Regions from separate parts of the Homo sapiens genome. Here region 2 is linked to region 1. The links are chromatin loops, found by intact Hi-C in ENCODE. Cell type or tissue: K562. All regions are shown on one strand. Each heading gives the region's core, and the rest is flanking DNA. Links, peaks and the distances in the headings are about the cores only.

Region 1 (4,398 bases), core at 226-4,225:
AAGTGCAAAGTAATTATTATGTACACAGTAGTCTGTAGTGGAAAGACCACTGAACTGGGGAGTCAAGAAACCTGAATTTTATCTCAGGTTCTGAAACCTGAGATAGTGGTGGCTAGGTGGCTAATCACTTCACAGTTAAGTCTCTGTTCGTTTTCCCTATTATTTTAAGCTACGATAGATGGTAAATACTTGTTTTGCCAATTCACATTTCTGCATTTTCTTCAAATGCAAATACTGTGTGATCTTCAGAAGTCACTGAATCTCCCTGAGCTGGTTTCCTCATCCACAAAATGGCCCCTTTGCTGCTCTAACATTATTTAGTTTGAAGTGATTTTGCCCAAAGACCAGGCTTCCTTCTTCCTGGTTTACCCTAAATTTAGCACCTACCTGTACCCACCACCACACCTAGAACAAAGCTGTTACCTTTTGCTCCACCTTTGGTTTTGTCTACGGCCCTTACCCCATCCCCCTCCACAAAGATAATTTTTTATCGCCATATGCATGAAACCAAGTAAATTGATATTCATCCAAATCCCATACCTAAAGTCTATTTCATTCGATTTGGATCTCCGGAGTTCCCACAATAAACCTGTCCCATTCACGTTATAAAGCCAGTGATTCTGGACCCTCCTTGCCAAAAGGTTGCCTTGTACTTTCTAAGCCCATGGTTCTTTCAATTTTCTAAATTTATTCATCACTTTGCCCCCTCACCCCGCCCCAGCAGTACAATCGAGAGCATCCAACAGCCCATCCTAGGCCCCCTATATAACCCTGTTTAGTAATCTATTCAGGCCATACCTTTTGTCCCTTATGCACGTTTATAGCTAGTCCCATTTTCATCCTTAGCCCCAGGCAACCACTACTCTACTTTCTGTCTCGAGAAATTTGCCTATTCTGGACATTTTGTATAAACTGAATCATACAATATGTGTGATCTTATGGATCTGGCTTATTTTACTTAGCATAATGTGTTTGAGGTTCATAAATGTTTTAGGATGCTTCAGTGGTTCCTTCCTTTTCATTGCTGAGTAGTACTCCATTGCATGGATATGTAGAATTTGTATATCCATTCACCACTTAACTGATGTTTAGCTGGTTTCCACTTTTTGGCAATTATGGATTATGTTGCTCTAAGCAACCAAATATTTGTGTACATATGTTTTAATTTCTCTTGAGTAGATACTTACAGGTAGAACTGATGGATCCTATAGTCAATTTATGTTTAACCCTATAAGAAAATACCAAACATGTTTTCAAAATGGCTGTATCATTTTATATGACTGCCAGCAATGTATAAGGGGTCTAGTTTCTCTATAATCTATAATATAGTATGGCCAACACTTGTTGTTGTCTATCTTTTTTATGATAGCCATTCTAGTGGATATGAAGTGGTATCTCATTGTAGTTTTATCTATCTATCTATCTATCTATCTATGTATCTATCTATCTATGTATGTATGTATCTATCTATCTAGAGACAGGGTCTCCCTCTGTTGCCCAGGCCGGAGTGCAGTGGCATGATCATAGCTCACTGCAGCCTCAAACTCCTGGGCTCAAGTGGTCTTTCCACCTTGGCCTCCTGATTAGCTAGGACTACAGGCATGTGCTGCCACAACTGGCTAATTAAAAAAAAAATTATTTTTTGTAGAGACAGGGTCTCGCTTATGTTGCCCAAGCTGGTCTTGACCTCTTGGCCTCAGGTGATCCTCCCACCTCAGCCTTTCGAAGTACCAGGACGACAGGTGTGAGCCACAGCATCCAGCCTCTCATTGTAGTTTTAATTCATATTTCCCTATATGACAAATGATGTTTGGCATCTTTTTATGTGACTATTAGCCATTGGTATCTCTTTTTTGATAAGTTATCCATTCAAATCTTTTGCCCATTTTAAAATTGGGAAATCAGTCTTATAATTGAGCTGGGCTTCCTTGAATTGCAAATTCTTTGATTGAATTTTTAAAACAAATCCTTAAAATGTTTTTCTTAATGCAGTGATGACTTTTTTTGTATTTTTATTTTTATTTTTTGAGATGGAGTCTTGCTCTGTTGCCCAGGCTGGAGTGCAGTGGTGTGATCTCAGCTCACTGCAACCTCCATCTCCTAGGTTCAAGCGATTTTCCTGCCTCAGCCTCTGGAGTAGCTGGGACTACAGGCTCACACCACCACACCCGGCTAATTTTTGTATTTTTAGTAGAGACGGGGTTTCACCATGTTGACCAGACTGGTCTGAAACTCCTGACCTCAAGTGATCTGCCCGCCTCAGCCTCCAAAAGTGCTGGGATTACAGGCGTGAGCCGCTGCGCCCGGCAGATGACTTTATTTTAATATTTTCCCTGTACCACTTCCCAAGAATCATTTTCTTGCATTAGCAGTACTTCTTTTTCCCAAATTGCAAAAAGTTATTAAAGATAAAATGTCATTGAGTAAAATACTCTCTTTGAGGGCATTCTTACAGTCATTCTATTTCACTGGTAACATGTGGTTGTTTAGACCTTCCCTTATTCTTCCTTCCTCAAACAGGATAGCTTCATGCCAGTTATCCTATTTGATTTTGTTGTAGAAGCCGTGCATTCATTCTATCAGAAAATCTAGGTGAAGAACTATTAAACAGTGAGCAATACGCTACCTGATCCACTTACAAGTGGATTCTCCATCTCAATAACATGAGCCTTGAGCGGGACTTTTTAGGCATATCAATCAAAACTGAGTGACTACTATTAACCTTCTTTTCCTTGGTGCCTAATTCATTTTCAGTTAGTAAATGTCTCTGAAAGTGAGTTAACTCTTTTAAGCCAACAGAATACAAATTTAGTAGTAGTTCAAAGTGATCTTTTCATTTGATACCTCAAAATAATGCCATGCCTTTTAATATTTTGTGGTGTGAGGCAACTTCTTGGCCCCAAAGAAATCATGTGCCACAGTGGTTTAGGAATTAGAAAGAAAAGAGGTTACTGCAGTTTGGATACTCAGTTCTGATTTACTGTGTGTACATCTGCAGTGTGGCCCACAGGTTCATATTATTGTGGTTAGCATCCCAAGCGTCATCCTAATTCTAATAAAAGAGCTCTGGTTTTGACAGTATTCTGTATGTTTGCTTTGTAATGGAACAGGCTGCTGACAATTCTTTGAATTTACCTGAGGGTAAAACTCCTCACCCTACCCCACTTCTCCACTAGTCACCTCATCAGTTAACTCAGTGTAATCAACTGTTGCAATCCACCATTCAGATTTTTAGCTAAATCATCACAACAGATATTTGCAAAGGTATTTTTTGATCGGCTGCCATTATGTACACCTGCAACTTACTGAAAACTCTTGTCTATCAAACTCTCCTAAAACTCAGAGAATAAGTACTCCGTAAGTTACTAAGAGGAAACGTCCTCATTTGAAAGTGGAGTCTTGCTACAAAGTAGCAACGCTTTGGGAATACTGACAATCTAGAGCTCCAGGAACACTCCTCAGTCCCCTTAGTCCTATTACACTGATCCAGATCTTAGTTTTAGTTTTTACTTTAATTTTGTTGAGAGCTCTTGTTTTAAAGTGGTATGTGTTAAGTATAAGCTGGTAACAGGGTGATTCATTTTAGTTTATTCTGCGTTATTTTATATATGAGATCTACATGTGGTTTTATATATTCTGGAAATTCCATATGGTCCCAAATTTATACAAATATTAAAAACAAGTATGGCCTGGGCAACATGGCAAAACCCCATCTCTACAAAAAAATATAAAAATTAGTCGGGAGTGGTGGTGCATGCCTGTACTCCCAGCTACTCAGGAGGCTGAGGTAAGAGGATCACTTGAGCCAGGAGGTTGAGGCTACAGTGAGCTGAGATCACGCCGCTGCATTCCAGCCTGGGTTATGGGAGTGAGACCCTGTCTCAAAAAAAAAAAAAAATTAAATAGCCTGGAAAGAAATATATCAAAATATTAACAGTGGCTATCTCTGGGTAATTTTCTTTAAAATATATTCACCTTATATATTGTCTTATATATTCATTTTACCTTCTTATATATATATGTTCTTATACATCTTTATACTTTTTTAGAATTTAAAAAAGAAGGTGTTTTTTAATGCTGCACATGTTAATCATGTCTTCTCATTTAAAATATTCCTCAAAATTACAATGATTGGTAGAATAAAAACACGAGTTAGGAATCCTACGTAGACTTTCTCTTTAGAGTACTACTTTGAGACATTCTCTCATTCAACAACCATCAATTTGCACCCACTCTGTGCCAAAGACAATGCTCCAGCCAGATACATAAAGATGAAAGGCACGATGCCTGCCTACAACAAGCTCATTTTCATGTTCTAGGATTGGATCTTAACTGAGAAATTGGCCCATAGATTACATTTCTGTTACAGTATAATAGCTTCATCATTTACAATTTCTC
Region 2 (4,398 bases), core at 66-4,065, 120 kb after region 1:
AAAATGCAACTCTTCCTTTCACTTGAACATTTAGAGGCCACTGTAGGGTTACTCATTGGCCTAATTTCAATATTGTTGTGTCACAGGGAATAGGGAGGCCTGAGGAGAAGCAGAGAGTTGGGGGAATGGCTGATGGGTAGAGCAGTCAGAACATGCACATTTCTCAAATAATTCACCGTCTTATATGGATGCAATTCATGGTGCCACAAAACAATGACAATAGTAGCATCAAAGATCACTGATCACTGTAATATATATAATAATAATGAAAAAGTTCAAAATACTGCAAGAATTACCAAAATGTAACACAGAGACACCAGGTAAGCACATGCTTTTGGAAAAACGGCACAAATAGACTTGCTCATTGCAGGGTTGCCACAAACCTTCGATTTGTTACAAAGACAGAGAGGGAGAAAGAGAGAGAGAAGAGAAAGAAAGAAAAAAAAGAAAGGAAAGAAAGAAGAGAGAGATAAAGAAAGAAGACAAAGAAAGAAAAGAAGAGAAAGAAGAGAGCGAAAAAGAGAAAGAAAGAAAGAAGGAAGGAAGGAAAGAGAGAGAAAGCGAGCAATATCTGTGTACGGCAATAAAGTAAAGGGCAGTAAGACAAGGTATGCCTGTAGCTTTGACAGGAAATAAAATAAGTGAAAACACAGTTTAAAGAAATAGCATTATACGAGCCTTTAGCCAAGTAACCTTAGGATATTAAGACAGGACTAGGGGACAGGAATGGAGAGGTACCTCCTTTCTGGCTTCACATTTGGTCTGCCCACCCCTGAGCCATGAGGGCCAGCCTCAGCTCTGCTGTGGGTCTGGGTGCCAGTGCTTTACAGTATTAATGCGTTTGACTCATGCAACGATCCTCTGAGTAGGTATCATTACTATCCTCTTTTCACAGATGAAGAAATGGAGGCATAGAGAATACAGCAAAACTCTACTTTTCCTACTTCACAGAGTTATTGCTAGGATCAAATAAAACAATGTATGTGAAAATGTTTTGACAATGCACAACAGTGGTGTACAGTATGATCTGCCCAGTGTAGTTATTATTGACCACATTCACATTTGCTTTCAGGGTTATAGACCAATCCTTGGTATAAATGATCTTTCCCTACAAGTCTTACAAAACAGAAAGACTGCATTCCTGCTGACACCTTGATTTTGGACTTCTAACCTCCAGAACTGAGACAATAGATTTCTGCTGTTCAAGCCACCTAGTGTGTGGTACTTTGTTACATCAGCCCCGGCAAACCACTGTAGCCTCTCATTGAGAAGCTGCCCCACTCCCAGCCTAATAAGAAGGCAGGAGACCCCTGTGGCCCCCAGCTTGGGTCCAAGCTATGGGGGAAGAGAGTGGGAAGGAGTTCTGAGCCAAGGACAACCAATCCACAGAGAGATGACTCGGCACCATTACATTCTTAGAAAATAGGAAGCCGTAGTGGGTGGTGGGTGCTAATTCAGAAGTTCATGTAGACCCTGGCATGTGGCTGCTATTCTGGGTTGTGTACAAGATGAGTAAACAGAGGATGCTGGTCACGAGAAAGCAAGGAGGACAGAAAGAGGCAAAGAGGCCACGGGGTGCAGCCGGGCTCTAGTATTGTCCTGGTTTCGCCCTTCCTGAAGCCAGACTTCTCTGGGTTCCACACGTGCACATCCTTCAATAAGCGTCCCTTCCTTCTTTCCTCTGGTAATGACTTCTTTTTCCTGCACTAAAGTGGCCTGAGTAGGACAGCTCAAAAAGAAACCTGCAGAATGATGCCTAGTAAAACAGTGACATGGACATTTCACTTGGTCCGGCCTCCCAAGTTCTCATTTTAATCTGAGAAATAGTGGAGTGGGTAAATTCAAAATCTTAAAAATTGCTTTATCTAAAAGGCCTAAGATATGAGGCATGAATTAGAATTGTTTTGGAACCCTGTGGCAAAGTATAACCCCAAAACAGGGAGGAAGAGAGGGGTAGGAGAATGAGCACATTGGTGGGCTGATGCTTGAAATGGTTCTGGGAGCCTAGTCCTAAAGAGCCTCCTAGACCATTCTATTAAACAGTTTGACCTTTTCCTAGAGAAGGGGAACAACCCAAACTGATATGCATTTTAGAGATTAAGATATCAGCAGGGTGTCAAACAGGTTGGAGGGAAACAAGACCGGAGGGAGGGAGTATGATTAAGAAGCTGTTGCAGGAATCCAGCCTCGGGATGATGAAGGCCTGAGATGAAGGTGGGACCCTGGAAGGGGAGGCAGGAAGAAACGAAGCTAGGAGACATTAAGGTGGTAATGTTCAGGGAGCCTGGGGCATGTGGCGTGGAGGGGAAGGAGGCATGGGGGAGGATATACTCTATGAGGGGACTGGAGGGAGAGGCAAGCCCTGAGGCCTGGGGCGGAAGAGCCAGGCAGCTCTTCCCTTATCACTGCAAGAACCAGTCCCTGACAGTACGGCCCCATCCCTAGGGGCTGATCACATAAGCCGGCTCCCCAACAGCCAGAAAAGCTGCTTCAGGCTGCTGCCTGCTTGGAGCCTCGCACTAGAGCTCTGTGTTTACACATTCGAGAGAATCGAATCTCACATAATCATATATGTGACAAAGGCCTCCGCTATAAGCAACATTAATGAAGACAAATGAATCAGCCAAATGCTGCAGCTTGCACAGCAGCACACAGGGAGGCTGCTTTGTTGGGGGAGCTCATTTCTGGCTGCGGCTCTTGCCTTTCCTGACAGAGATGTATGAGGAGCCTCCCACGGAGGGGGGCGCCTCAGCCACCGCCCCCACAGCCCCAGCTAGAGGGCAGGCGGTCAGGGGGCTTTGAGGGAATTTTCAGAAGACTCTCAGAACATGTTTACACATTTTTATGAAAGTTATCTTAGGGGAGACAGGCAAATAGAGATTAGTTGGATCCAGTGGTCTCATAGTGTTAACTAAACAAGCTCCCTGCATCCTGGCAGTTGCCGACTGGGAAAGTAGTTATGAGAATTCTCATCCCAGCCAGCGGGTAACCACGCCCCAGTAACCGCGCCCCATTCAGGCTTACTGAGTGCCTGAATCAGACCAGGATGGGGCTCGGCTCTGCAGAGTCCCCTGCTCGCCTGTAGGCCATTTGTATTGTTCTTCCCATCCATTTCTCTTTGTGACAGAAGAGCAAACACTCAACTTTGAGACTTTTACTCCAACCTCTCCTGAGGGGATGACAGCCCATTAAAAAAAAGGCATTTATAAATCAAGTGGCATGAGACTGGAGCTGGTGAAGTGGCCGTGGCTCTGTCCTGGCTCTCGATGGCTATGTTTTGATGCTTACCAGCAGCTCAGACAACCTCTAGAGGTGGAAAGATGGCATTCTCATGTGTTTCTGGTGAGAGGACATAAAAAACTGCACCCTGAAAGACAGATCTGCTTGTTGTGGAAGCATTTGACCCTGGCAGCAGGAAATCCCGCCATCCTTTCAGCGTTTGCTCTGCGTAATTCAAGAGATGGCAGGAAGGACAAGCTCTCCCTCGTAAGGGATGTCTCCGGCAGGACATTAAAAAAAAAATGTACCTTATCAGAGTCTAAATGAAACATTCTCAGAAATTTCCTGACACAAATTAAACAAGCCAATTTTATTAGATCAGTATGAAGGGGCTTGAAACTAATTAATCAATGTAGAGATCAGATCAGCCAATGACAGTGAGACAATGGAATGAAAACTTGGCAGGTCAGTGAAAGGCCTGGATTCAGACAGGGAAACAACACTAGGTTTCATTCCCCATGGAAGAAATTCCTATTGCTCAGGAAAAGACACTGAGCTGGGTGACAAATCCACTGTCATCAGCAATCTTCTTCAGGGAGTATGCTCTTAATGACACTCAGATTGATTTTCCATTCCTGGGAGGAAGAGAAGGAAGTAGAAGTGATCAGAAAACGTAAATATCTTTTAATAAACCTGGGCAGGCTGCTGGAAGAATACATGTATACAAGAGAAATAAACAATAAAAACAGTGCACTTGGGGAAATGAGTTTCCAGCATAAACAGAGTAACTATGAGTCAGTAAAATTGGAATGAAAACAGTGTGGGGCATCTTCTGATAGGACTTAGCAGCCACACCCTCTCAGTGGAGGCAGAGGGAAACTCACAGGTAGCCTTGGGCTCATCTCTCAGGTTCCAGTTTCCTCCTTCCCTAAAACAAAGGGTTGAGCCAGATGAACTCTGTGGTCCTTTCTTTCCTAAAGATGCTACTACTATTCAATACTCTTCCAGAGCTACCCTGAGAGGTGGCCAGGTCAGCAGTGACTAAAAGCTGGTGATGACTGTGTTGTGGGAGTACAGAGAGTAGGGACTCCAAAATCAAAGCTAGACCTGGTCTCACAAGCACTCATCACTTCATTGATCAGAAGCCTCTCAAAACCTAATCAAATTGTAGCACATTAT

The links. Peaks named below come from ENCODE experiments on the same cell type or tissue, not always from the same donor. Only the 100,000 strongest peaks of a DNase experiment are listed, where the experiment ranks them.
Region 2: it touches region 1 in a loop (4-fold over the local background); 10 of 110 quality-filtered maps call a loop at or near these places.

The regions. Positions count from the first base shown.
Region 1 is chr14:32,065,518-32,069,915 of GRCh38, reverse strand. No RefSeq gene overlaps it. Among named protein-coding and RNA genes, the nearest start is that of ARHGAP5-AS1, 9.0 kb to the left of the region's middle. In K562, for the core only: no CTCF peak of the experiment used is centred there; no DNase peak of the experiment used is centred there.
Region 2 is chr14:31,949,545-31,953,942 of GRCh38, reverse strand. It overlaps LINC02313 (long intergenic non-protein coding RNA 2313), which reads right to left. Exons shown (of 2, transcript NR_146544.1): 2 at 3,649-3,854. Among named protein-coding and RNA genes, the nearest start is that of LINC02313, 6.9 kb to the right of the region's middle. RefSeq lists an enhancer at 2,589-3,208. In K562, for the core only: no CTCF peak of the experiment used is centred there; DNase peaks (open chromatin) are centred at 2,402 and 3,022.